2 separate regions of the Mus musculus genome follow, and region 2 is linked to region 1. Evidence: chromatin contacts called from ENCODE Hi-C or POLR2A ChIA-PET data. All regions are on one chromosome and are shown on one strand. Each heading gives the region's core, a stretch centred on a gene start or an enhancer-like site at or near the end of the contact. The rest is flanking DNA. Distances are from core to core; before and after follow the strand shown. Region 1 holds the start of Nppc (natriuretic peptide type C). Region 2 holds the start of Dis3l2 (DIS3 like 3'-5' exoribonuclease 2).

Region 1 (4,648 bases), core at 865-3,364:
GGGTATGATGTGGGCTCCTGAAGGTCTGTCACTTAAGTTACTCATGAATTAATATGGGGACACAAGTACACAGAGCACTGCACTTCTGCAAAGGTCTCTCATGCCTTTAAAAAAAAAAAGGCTCCTGTCATGTGATGGGGGAGGTGTTCCTACTCCTTACTGGGAAAAGAATGGCCACTGGTCAATCTTCCTGGGTTGGGGAGAGCAGCCTCCTCACCACTGGGGTGGGCTAGAGCAAGAGGCAAAGCCAAGGAACAGCAGAAGCCTGACTGTCAAGCACTTATCTAAGTAAAGTGTGTCTCATCACATCATCAGGGATAGAGAGCAGAAGGAAGTCAGGAAGGACCCAGCAGCTTATGAGGATGCTGGGAAGATGGAGGCTTCCCGTCTCCATGGAGGGGAAGGAGGCCAGAAATAGTTCAGAGCACCACAAGGCTGGTAAAGAACTCACTGTGGACACACTGAGTTTGAGGTTAGGTCACGAAATAAGCTTTAGCTTGTTCCTTTGCCTCTCTCTTGAAACAGGGTCACCAGCCTAAGGTTCATCTCGGAAGCCCCAGGGCAGCAGCATCAGGACCCTGGATAGACCAGTTTGCCCACAGTTGAGTTGAGAGCAGGGCTAAGATTCAGAATGCCCCAGGCAGAAGAGTGCCCTGCTGCTGCCACAGAGGTTCTCTCTACTAGGAGGGGGCAGGCATATCTGCATGCCTGCCTCACCTGAGGGACAACAGCCCCAGAAAGGCATCCTAGCACTTGACTGCTTGGCTGCTGGCACAGGGCTGGTGGTACATCTTTCTCTCCCTCTTTCCAGGATCTCTCTAACAAGTTTCCAGTTGGCTAGCTGGCCAGTGGTCAGTGGTGGGTTTGGAGGCTGGGACTGCATAAGCCTGTCTCTATTTTTCTAGAGGAAGCCAGATGGAGTACTCTAAGGCTGAACCTGGTCTCTGACCTGGCCCGTGTTCACTTTTTTGTTGTTGTTGTTTTTTAAATCTGTAAAATGGGATATGTGAGGTGGCAGGCAAATGTCTGGGTACACTTGATCCCATGCCTAAATTGGTTGGGGGAAGGTCACAGAACATAGGGATCAGGGAGGAAACCAAACAGTCTGCGAAGGACAGTGATAAGAGCTTGGCTCTCTTGGGTGCAGAGCTAGGCGAGCGGGGAGCGTCCGATGGTGTTACTTACCGCCGCCAGGGGTAGCTGCACTAACATCCCAGACCGCTCATGGAGCCGATCCGGTCCAGCTTGAGGCCAAAGCAGCCTTTGGACAAGCCCTTCTTGTTGCCGCCTTTGTATTTGCGCGCGTTGGGGTGCTCGTGCAGAAGGCGGGCCCAAGCAGCCCGGGACTTGGTGTCCACACGCAGGTCCCGGAGCAGTCGCGATCGGTCTCCCTTGAGATTGGCTCCCCCGCTGCCTGGAGTCTTGTCACCCTTTTTCTGATTGCCACCAGCTGCCTGGGAATCCGCCAGCTCCTCCCCTGGCGGGGTTCTCGGGACCTGTCGGAGAAAAGAGTGGACAGGTGAAAGAGTGCACCGATGTAGCATAGATGACTTTTACGGGGCCCAGAGTGGCGTGGCCCTTCTCAGCCATGAGCGTGCCTCCACCGATGCGGGACAGCTGAGTCCAGCATCCACCTGCCACGCAGCCTTCTTGCCTGCTCCTCCGGGGAGCCCATTGCTCTTCCCGTGCCGCAGGTCATGCTGGGCACATTGGGGCACGGGAGGTGTGCATGTGTCGACATTCTCCCGAGGCTGGGAAATGAACCCGAGAAGTCCCCGCTTTGAGGGAGCAAGTCCGAGGGGGTCTGCCTTTCCGGGTTCTCTGCTCCCTCCTGCGCACCACATCTTTCCACGCCCCTCACAAGCCCAGCGTCCCCGCGACAGCACCCACCTTCGGTGGTGTCCCGGGCTTGGCTTCAGAGGGCCGGAGCGAGAGTAGCGCGAGCAGCAGGGCGCAGGCGATCAGCTGGGAGAGGTGCATGGTGCCGATGGGACCGAGGTGTGCAGACGGTCTGCAGCCGGGACTGCCGGTGAGCAGTCGGATAGGCGGATGCGGAGCAGGATTGCCAAGCGAGCACAGGTCCTACTGCTGTGCGGCGCCGGCTGGGTGCGCTCTGAGTCCGTGGCTCCGCTGGAGCCTTTATAATCCAACCTGCCGCTGATGTCATCTTCCCGCCCACCGGGCCTCCAGGGCCAATGGCACAGCGCACGCGGCCGAATCGACGGCCCGGAGGGGGCCGGGAGGGGGCCGGGAGGGGGCCACGGGGGCTCCCTCTTCTGCTCCAACCCACATCCCACCTCCGAAGGAGCCGGCGGCTCGGCTCGCTGCGCTCAAAGCCACAAAGCGGCGCGCAGAAAAGAACTCCATTTGTAGAATGCGCTTCGCCCTAGTACTCAGGCTTCTAGGCGTCCCTGCGCTGTGTATCTGCTGCTCCTGATACGTGTCTGTACTCCTTCTGCAGGTGCAAAGGCTTAGAAGAAATGTCCTTTATGCAAAGTTACACAGGTTGAAAGTTGGTGCGGCCCAAAATCTACACAGATCGCTCTGTTTCCAAACTCTTCACAAATGCTGCCACGCGCTAGCCAGGGTGGAAGGGCTGACCATGTCTACACGCTCAAACATGGGGGCGGCAGAGGATGGGGTTAGTAGATCCCAGTGGGAAGTGGAGGGAGAGCTTGAATGTTGTAGCTGCAAAGGAGACTTGTAAGTCTCGGATACCCACGAGTGAGAGGATGTCATCAACCCACGAGTGTGAGCCAGGAGTTTGTGTGTGTGTGTGTGTGTGTGTGTGTGTGTGTGTGTGTGTGTGTGTGTGTTGGGAGGTTAGGAGGCAGGTAGCTTTCCTTCAGTGATGTACTGGCCCTTCCTGAAGGTGGAGATGTCCACTTTAGTGTCCTGAATACCCTAAGAAACTATGGGCAGTACTGGGTTTTAACCAGCTCCAAGCCTCAATAGGCCATCGCCATTGAGTTTGGGGTTGTAGTTGCCTTCTGGCTATAGGGACCGGGCCACTTATTTCTGCTGCACACAATTCCTCGCCTTGACCTGGAATCTTGGTCCATCGGACTCTAGGGAGCTCTGCAATTTAGAGCCACGAGAGAACTTGTAGTTTCAAGAATGGAGTGATGTGCAAGAGTTTGTGTCCCTTCTCCTGAGCAGGATGCAGGCTTGAGCGAGGGAAATGAATGTTGGCAGGGTCCCTGTGGTCTCATGGAGCAAAGAGCCTGGGAGAGAGGACGAGAAGCAGGAGCCAGTTAGCTTCTTACAGAGAAAGGGAAGTGGGAAGAGAGGGTAGTGGGAAGACTGCTGGGATGGACATGGGTCTAGAGGACCCAATGCTTCTGGAGGATACAGAGGAAGCAAGAGTGTACTGAGTGTGCCGTCTACTTCCTCGTCCTTTCCTAGCATGCAACCCAAAGACTCCAAATGAGGACCACAAGCTCCTTCCAGCCTTTCGTTTGGGAAATGACTCACAGGTGAGGTTTGATTTGAGTCAGCATATTGCCCAAAGAAAGATCTAGACATCAGTTTCAAGTCCTTTGTCAGTTCTGGAAGGTTGGTGGCTCATCTCCATTCAGCTCCTCCCTCCATGGCCTTTCTGTGTTACTACATACGAAACGACAACCGTGTTGTGCTTGAGAGGGAGAGAGAGAGGAGAAAGGAGATGAGGGTGAGGCCTTCAGCTGCTTCATGGAGTGTCTTTCGCCTAAGGGGCAGGAGAGTACCATCCAAGCTTTGAGACCGCAGCAGTGTCTTATAAGGCCCCTTATTAAGGATAAGTTGGGACTGTTCAGTCTTGATAGCTACTTTCTAAAGGACTACAGATGGTTTTCTTTTATCCTGTCTTGGTAATGGGCTGGTAACTAGGTCTTCTTCAGGAGGTTTGAGGCTTTGTAAAACTGATGATACCCATGGTCTTGTGGGGGATGACTACATCTGTACTACAATCGACATCTCTTCAAGGAAAAATTTATCTATCTATCTATCTATCTATCTATCTATTTATTTATTTGTGTGTGTGTGTGTGTGTGCGCGTGCATTCGTGTGTGTGTGTGTGTGTGTGTGTGTGTGGTGCAGGCATGTGTGTACTGTGATGTATTTTGGTGTGTGTGTGGATGTCAGAGGACAGCTTGCAGGAGTCAGTTCTCTTCCATCATGTAAATCCCAGGGAGGAACTTGGGCTTCTTGGTGGCAAGCCCCTTCGCACATTAAGCCATCAAGTTGGTCCTGCAGGGGAATCTTCTGATGACCTACAGCTTCTGATCTCTGAGTGTAGTCATCTATGGTAGGTCCTGGATGAGTTAACCTTGGGCTAGGCTTTCCTGCCGCTTCTGGTGCTGCTACTGAACCGATTCCTTTGTTGGGGCAGGAACCTGTGGGCAGAGAGTCTGGGGGTGGGCTGTAGGGACATTGGGGCAGGGAGGCAATGGACACATATGTGCTCAGAGACTGAAGGTCTGCTGCTCCTCATGGCTTCCTTCCTGGGCCTAGATTTGGGATCTTAGCTCCCTTTCTCTGGGAAGTCTACTTCTCCTGCCTTTGGCTCTGGGAACCCAGTGGAGATGGAGGAGCAGTGGTCCAGCCCACTGAGCAGCTTAAATGAACGGACCAGGCACTGAGCTGACTGTTCAGTGTTAAAGCTTTGCCC
Region 2 (4,648 bases), core at 718-3,217, 33 kb after region 1:
AAATGAATGTCTGTCCTTCCCCACCTCCCCAACACCTAAAGAGACAGTATCGGGAGGCAGAGTTATTGATTGATGATTAAGTCATGGGCATCTAGTCTCCATGAATGGAACAGTCTCCTTGTAATAGATTCTAGAGTCCGTATTTGTATTTTCTGTCTTTCGGGAATATGGCGAGCAGATTCCTGATGATCAGTCAGGAAGTGGCTCACATCAGACACTGACAAGGGTCTGTGACTTAATTTTGGCTTTCCCAGCCTCTGCTCACAGACCACTCAGTCTCTGGTATTTCGTTTCTGCAGTGAGAATAGATTAAGATAGCTCTCTTGACTATATCGTTCCTGTATTCTTCAGCCACACATTTAAAACCGTTTACTTGGTTTACTTTCATAGACAGCTGGTTAAACCAATTGTGAAAAGACTCACAGTTTTTCACAGGAAATCATTATTTCTAAATCCTTTGGAAGAGCTTAAGGGCACCCTTGTTCTAGGAGGATTATACATGGACCAGAAAGGCATGTGGAGCAAGGCTCTTAGCCCCCATCCACTACAAAGTGTGCTGTGGACTTCCTTCAGCTCACATGAGGAAGACAGGCTCACTAGACTTAGGAGTCATGGTAGTACATGCACTCAGCCTTCACACCAGATGTTCAGTCAAAATGTGGTCTTAGACACTAATGATCTTGACTCTCCTTCCTTTGTCCTTGCCATTCTATTCTTGAGTTTATTTTTGGTTTTCTTAGCTCACCTCCCATTTCTGCCCCCCACCCATACCCCATTTGTTTGTTTGTTTGTTTTTCCAATCCTTTGTTCTTTGTCTCTACTGGATTTCCCCATCCCTGTTTCCACTATCCTGCTTACTAGTCACAGAATCCCCAAACCTCTGCCATTTATTCTCTGCAGTTAGAACAGGCAAGGTTTGCTTACACGCAAGTTTGTCTAAGGGTTCTGAAAGGATCTGAGGAGGAGCGAGAAAAAATAAAATAAAATAAGAATCCGCAGGCTCATTCCTTAAGCAAGCATGGAAGTTATACCAAGGTGGGGCTTCTTAAAGCAGGAAGAAATCCAGAAGTTTCCCATATCTTCTTTTCTTGACGCTACATGGAGAAAAACGAAGCTGCCTCCTTCACACGTAGACAGCTGGTTAAACCAATCATGAAAAGACTCACAGTCCAATGAAGTGCACTCCACTCCCTACTTTGACATTGTAGTATTGAATTTTGATTATTCTACTGGCATCACTGAACACATGATCTCCACAACAGTTGGCAGCTGTGACCAGCTCCTCACTAACTTTTTTTGTTTGTTTGTTTCCTTTTCATACTTCCCAGGACGCTCTTTGGGTTTCCTTCTCTGTGGTTCAGAGTCCTCATGTTTTCAATTTTTGATCCATTTGCCTATCAGGCCATGCTGCCTTCCTGCAGCCTTAACACCACATTGCAGGTATTCCATGGCTTGACCCACTTTCTCTCCCCCTCCACTTGGTTGAGGTTTCTTTGCTCTTCTCTTCTTTTGCCTAGGCTAGCCTTTCTCGCACAGGCTTTATAGCTTCCTTCGCTCATCTGAGCTAGCTGGACACTGTCACCTCTCTGGTTACCAGCCTGCGCGTGCCAACAATGCACCTAGTCCTGTACAGGTGTCCAGTGAAGGAGTGATGGGCCAATGCTTGGATGAATAAAGACTTGGTAACTAGGAAGGTGGTGGCGTTGGTGCTGAGAGCATCCAAAAGTCAGGTGGAACCTGCAACGTGACAACGGCTGGGTGGTGGGTTTAGGATCCAGATAGCGCGAGAGGGACCCCAGTCAGAAAGGCTGCTGTCGCTAAGGCGGGAGCCGCCCACGCGGGATGAGCCTCGTACCGCCCCTCATTCAATCCCGTGGTCCTGCAGCGACCACCGCCTCCACCGCCCACTAGCCCCGCGCTTCGCTCTTGGCTCAACCCGGCCACCGTCGCTCTCGGAACGCTCGCTCGTGACCCGGAAGCGCATTCTCCCTAGCAACTGCGGGTCTGCGGCGCCGCCGGCCTCCCGGGAGCGACGGTGAGGCTCCTGCCCCCTCCCCCTGCGCACGCCCCGGCCGTCCGGCCTGGCCTTCCCTCCGCGCCGCGTTTCGCGGCCGGGACCGTGCGTCCTAGCCTCACGGGGCGCCCGACCGCGGCGCCTCTGGTCGCCTTCCGCCGGCCCCGACCCGGCCTCAGGCTCCTCACGCCCCGTGGGCCCTAACTTTTTATATTTCAGTTCAGTGCGAGAGGAGGGAGAGGGGACTGGAGTCGGTGTCTGGGAAGCCGCGACTTTCCGAGGCTTGGGGCACCTGGGGACGTGTTCTCTCGTGGGTCCTGATGGAGGCTGATAGGCTTGTGGTGCCTCCGGAGTGATGAGCGGCAGCGCTTGCTGATCACCCGAGCTTTCCAAAGTGATATAGACTTTATCAGGTGTCTATACGCTTTGAACCGAGCATTTATTTCCCCGGGAGTTAGCTTTGCAGTTAGGAATGAGCTGTGGACAGTATATTGTATTTTAGCTGTTGTGGTGTCCAGTTTTATACAGAAGGGACGTCCTGGGACCTGACTAATCTTGGGAAAGATTGCAAGTAAAATTTACTCCGTTAAATAGGGCCAGGTGTAAATATATCTCTGATTTACACTTCAAAAGATAACAGTGGCACCGAAAACCTCTTTTGAGTTTGGACAAGTGACACCAAAAAGACCTTAGACATTGCTGTTCTTAATAGAATGATGGCGTGAAAACATAGCTGTGAACAATTTGCAGAATTATTTAGGAATAAAATTCAGGAGCCTTTTGAGATTCATCATTGAAAATGGTATCATTTAGTTTCAGTACTAAGCACCTGTAGTGTTAATGCACTTGAAATAAGTTTTAGAAGACATACGAGGTTGTACACATTCCACCATTGGGAAAACAAGAAGATGACATATGATTAAATACAATCTATGTGGTAGGTATTCAGTGCTGTGTAGTAGGTTAGGGGGTGGGACTTTTAGGAACATAGTTGATTTGCCTCTAAAGGATAGATACACTATGTATTGGAGGGAACTGAGCGAATGAAATAATTTTGTAAATAATATTCTTTAGGGCTTGGGAAACGTTTTCACGTGGTTTAGTTCTTATTTAAAAAATTAAAGTCACTCTGATCCTGATCCATTTCTTTAAGAACACACCATGTTCTTACCCCGTCTAGATCTTTTGCTTCTGCAGTCAGTCTTATTTTTATGTAAAACACAACAGTTTAAGCAGAGTTACTGTTTAATACGTGAGACTTAAGAGTCTTGTGGAAATTTTGCTCTTTGACTGATATTCTTTATTTTTGAGTGTTTAATGTGTAGCAGGCGCTGTGTCAGGAGACAGCAAAAACAATGGTTACTCAGCAACCAATTACTATGTTTTATCTATGGTATGACCCCCCAACCCTGTGTGTGTGTGTGTGTGTGTGTGTGTGTGTGTGTGTGTGTGTGTAGCTTATCCGTCTTTGATGCTCTGCTTGACTTAAGCTGTAGGAAGACCTTAGCAGTCCTTCAGCAGGTGCTGTGCTTGGCTGTGGAGTTAAGAATGAATTCAGATGTGACTTCTGTCTTTAGCAGACAATATAGCTGCAGTTGTGATATGTTAAGGGAAGTCACAAATGCAGCATATGAATGGAGAGATTCGGGATGCGTGGGAAAGGAAGTGCTCCAGTCTCACTGAAGATAGCAGGGCAGAGACCCTGTGCTGGCAGAGTGGCTGGAGAGGACCAGGGACAGAAGGTACAGCTTTAGAGAGGGAGCTGGGGCCACATGGAACAATCTGGTAGGACAGAGGGCTGGAGCAGTGGCGTGGGTCCAGATTCTGCTGGACCCTGTAGGCAAGCTGAATTTTTCTTTGTGCTTTGAATAAAGAGAAGCCTCTATGGAAGGTTCTACTTAGGGACTTAGGCTGTGTGTTGGGTTGGGATGACATAGTGTGTTTGTGTCTGAATAGCATGCTTTGTGTTTCTACCACTGGTTAGCCTTTGTATTGTTTTCCCATTCCTTGTTCTTCAACTTGCTCCCTATATTTTGTAAATTTTAATAAAAAAACCACTAAATTTACATCTATTTGTGTGTGTGTGTGCGTGTGCGTGTGCGTGTGCGTGTGTGTGTGTGTGTGTGTGTGTGTGTAGGCTTGTGGGGGTCTCTCCTGCTACCAGGTGGGTCTCTGGGGATTGAACTCAGGTGGTCAGACTTTGTGACAAATGCATTTTTTCCTGAGCCATCTCATTGCCTCTCATGCTTTATTATAATTTGAGAAGTCTCCATATCCCACTTGCAAGATGTACTCATTTTTCTTTTATTTGGGAAAAAAAAGAATTGGGGCTGAAGAGATGGCTCAACTTTTAAGGGCTAGACTCCTAACCAAAAATATAAAAGAGATCATTATGGCTAGTTGATTAGAAGTAATTTTAATCAGTACTACTGCTTGGAAACCAGTTTTTGTGACTTTTTTTTTAAACTCTTTTTTTTTTTAAAGTTGTAGTAAACCACATAATATAAAGCCTACTGTCAGGCTGGGGATTAGCTTAGTTGGTGAAGTGTTTGCAGCACACGAGGACCTGAGATCCATATCCCAAGCAGCCATGTAAAACCCACACCTGGTGTCATGTGCTTGTAATAGCTGTGC

The links. A loop is a pair of places that touch in the nucleus more often than their neighbours do. ChIA-PET counts read pairs that join two places held with the same protein, here RNA polymerase II (POLR2A).
Region 2: a map of regulatory T cell shows a loop between it and region 1 (1.9-fold over the local background). The contact joins the promoter of Dis3l2 here to the promoter of Nppc in region 1. A Hi-C loop is called at or near these places in 1 of 37 maps with a recorded cell type or tissue (regulatory T cell). POLR2A ChIA-PET finds 5 or more read pairs at or near these places in 2 of 5 experiments (Patski and embryonic stem cell).

The regions. Positions count from the first base shown.
Region 1 is chr1:86,668,459-86,673,106 of GRCm38, forward strand. It overlaps Nppc (natriuretic peptide type C), which reads right to left and starts at 2,115. Exons shown (of 3, transcript NM_010933.5): 1 at 1,891-2,115; 2 at 1,186-1,496. The coding sequence starts at 1,980. The coding sequence ends at 1,206.
Region 2 is chr1:86,701,837-86,706,484 of GRCm38, forward strand. It overlaps Dis3l2 (DIS3 like 3'-5' exoribonuclease 2), which reads left to right and starts at 1,968. Exons shown (of 21, transcript NM_153530.2): 1 at 1,968-2,035.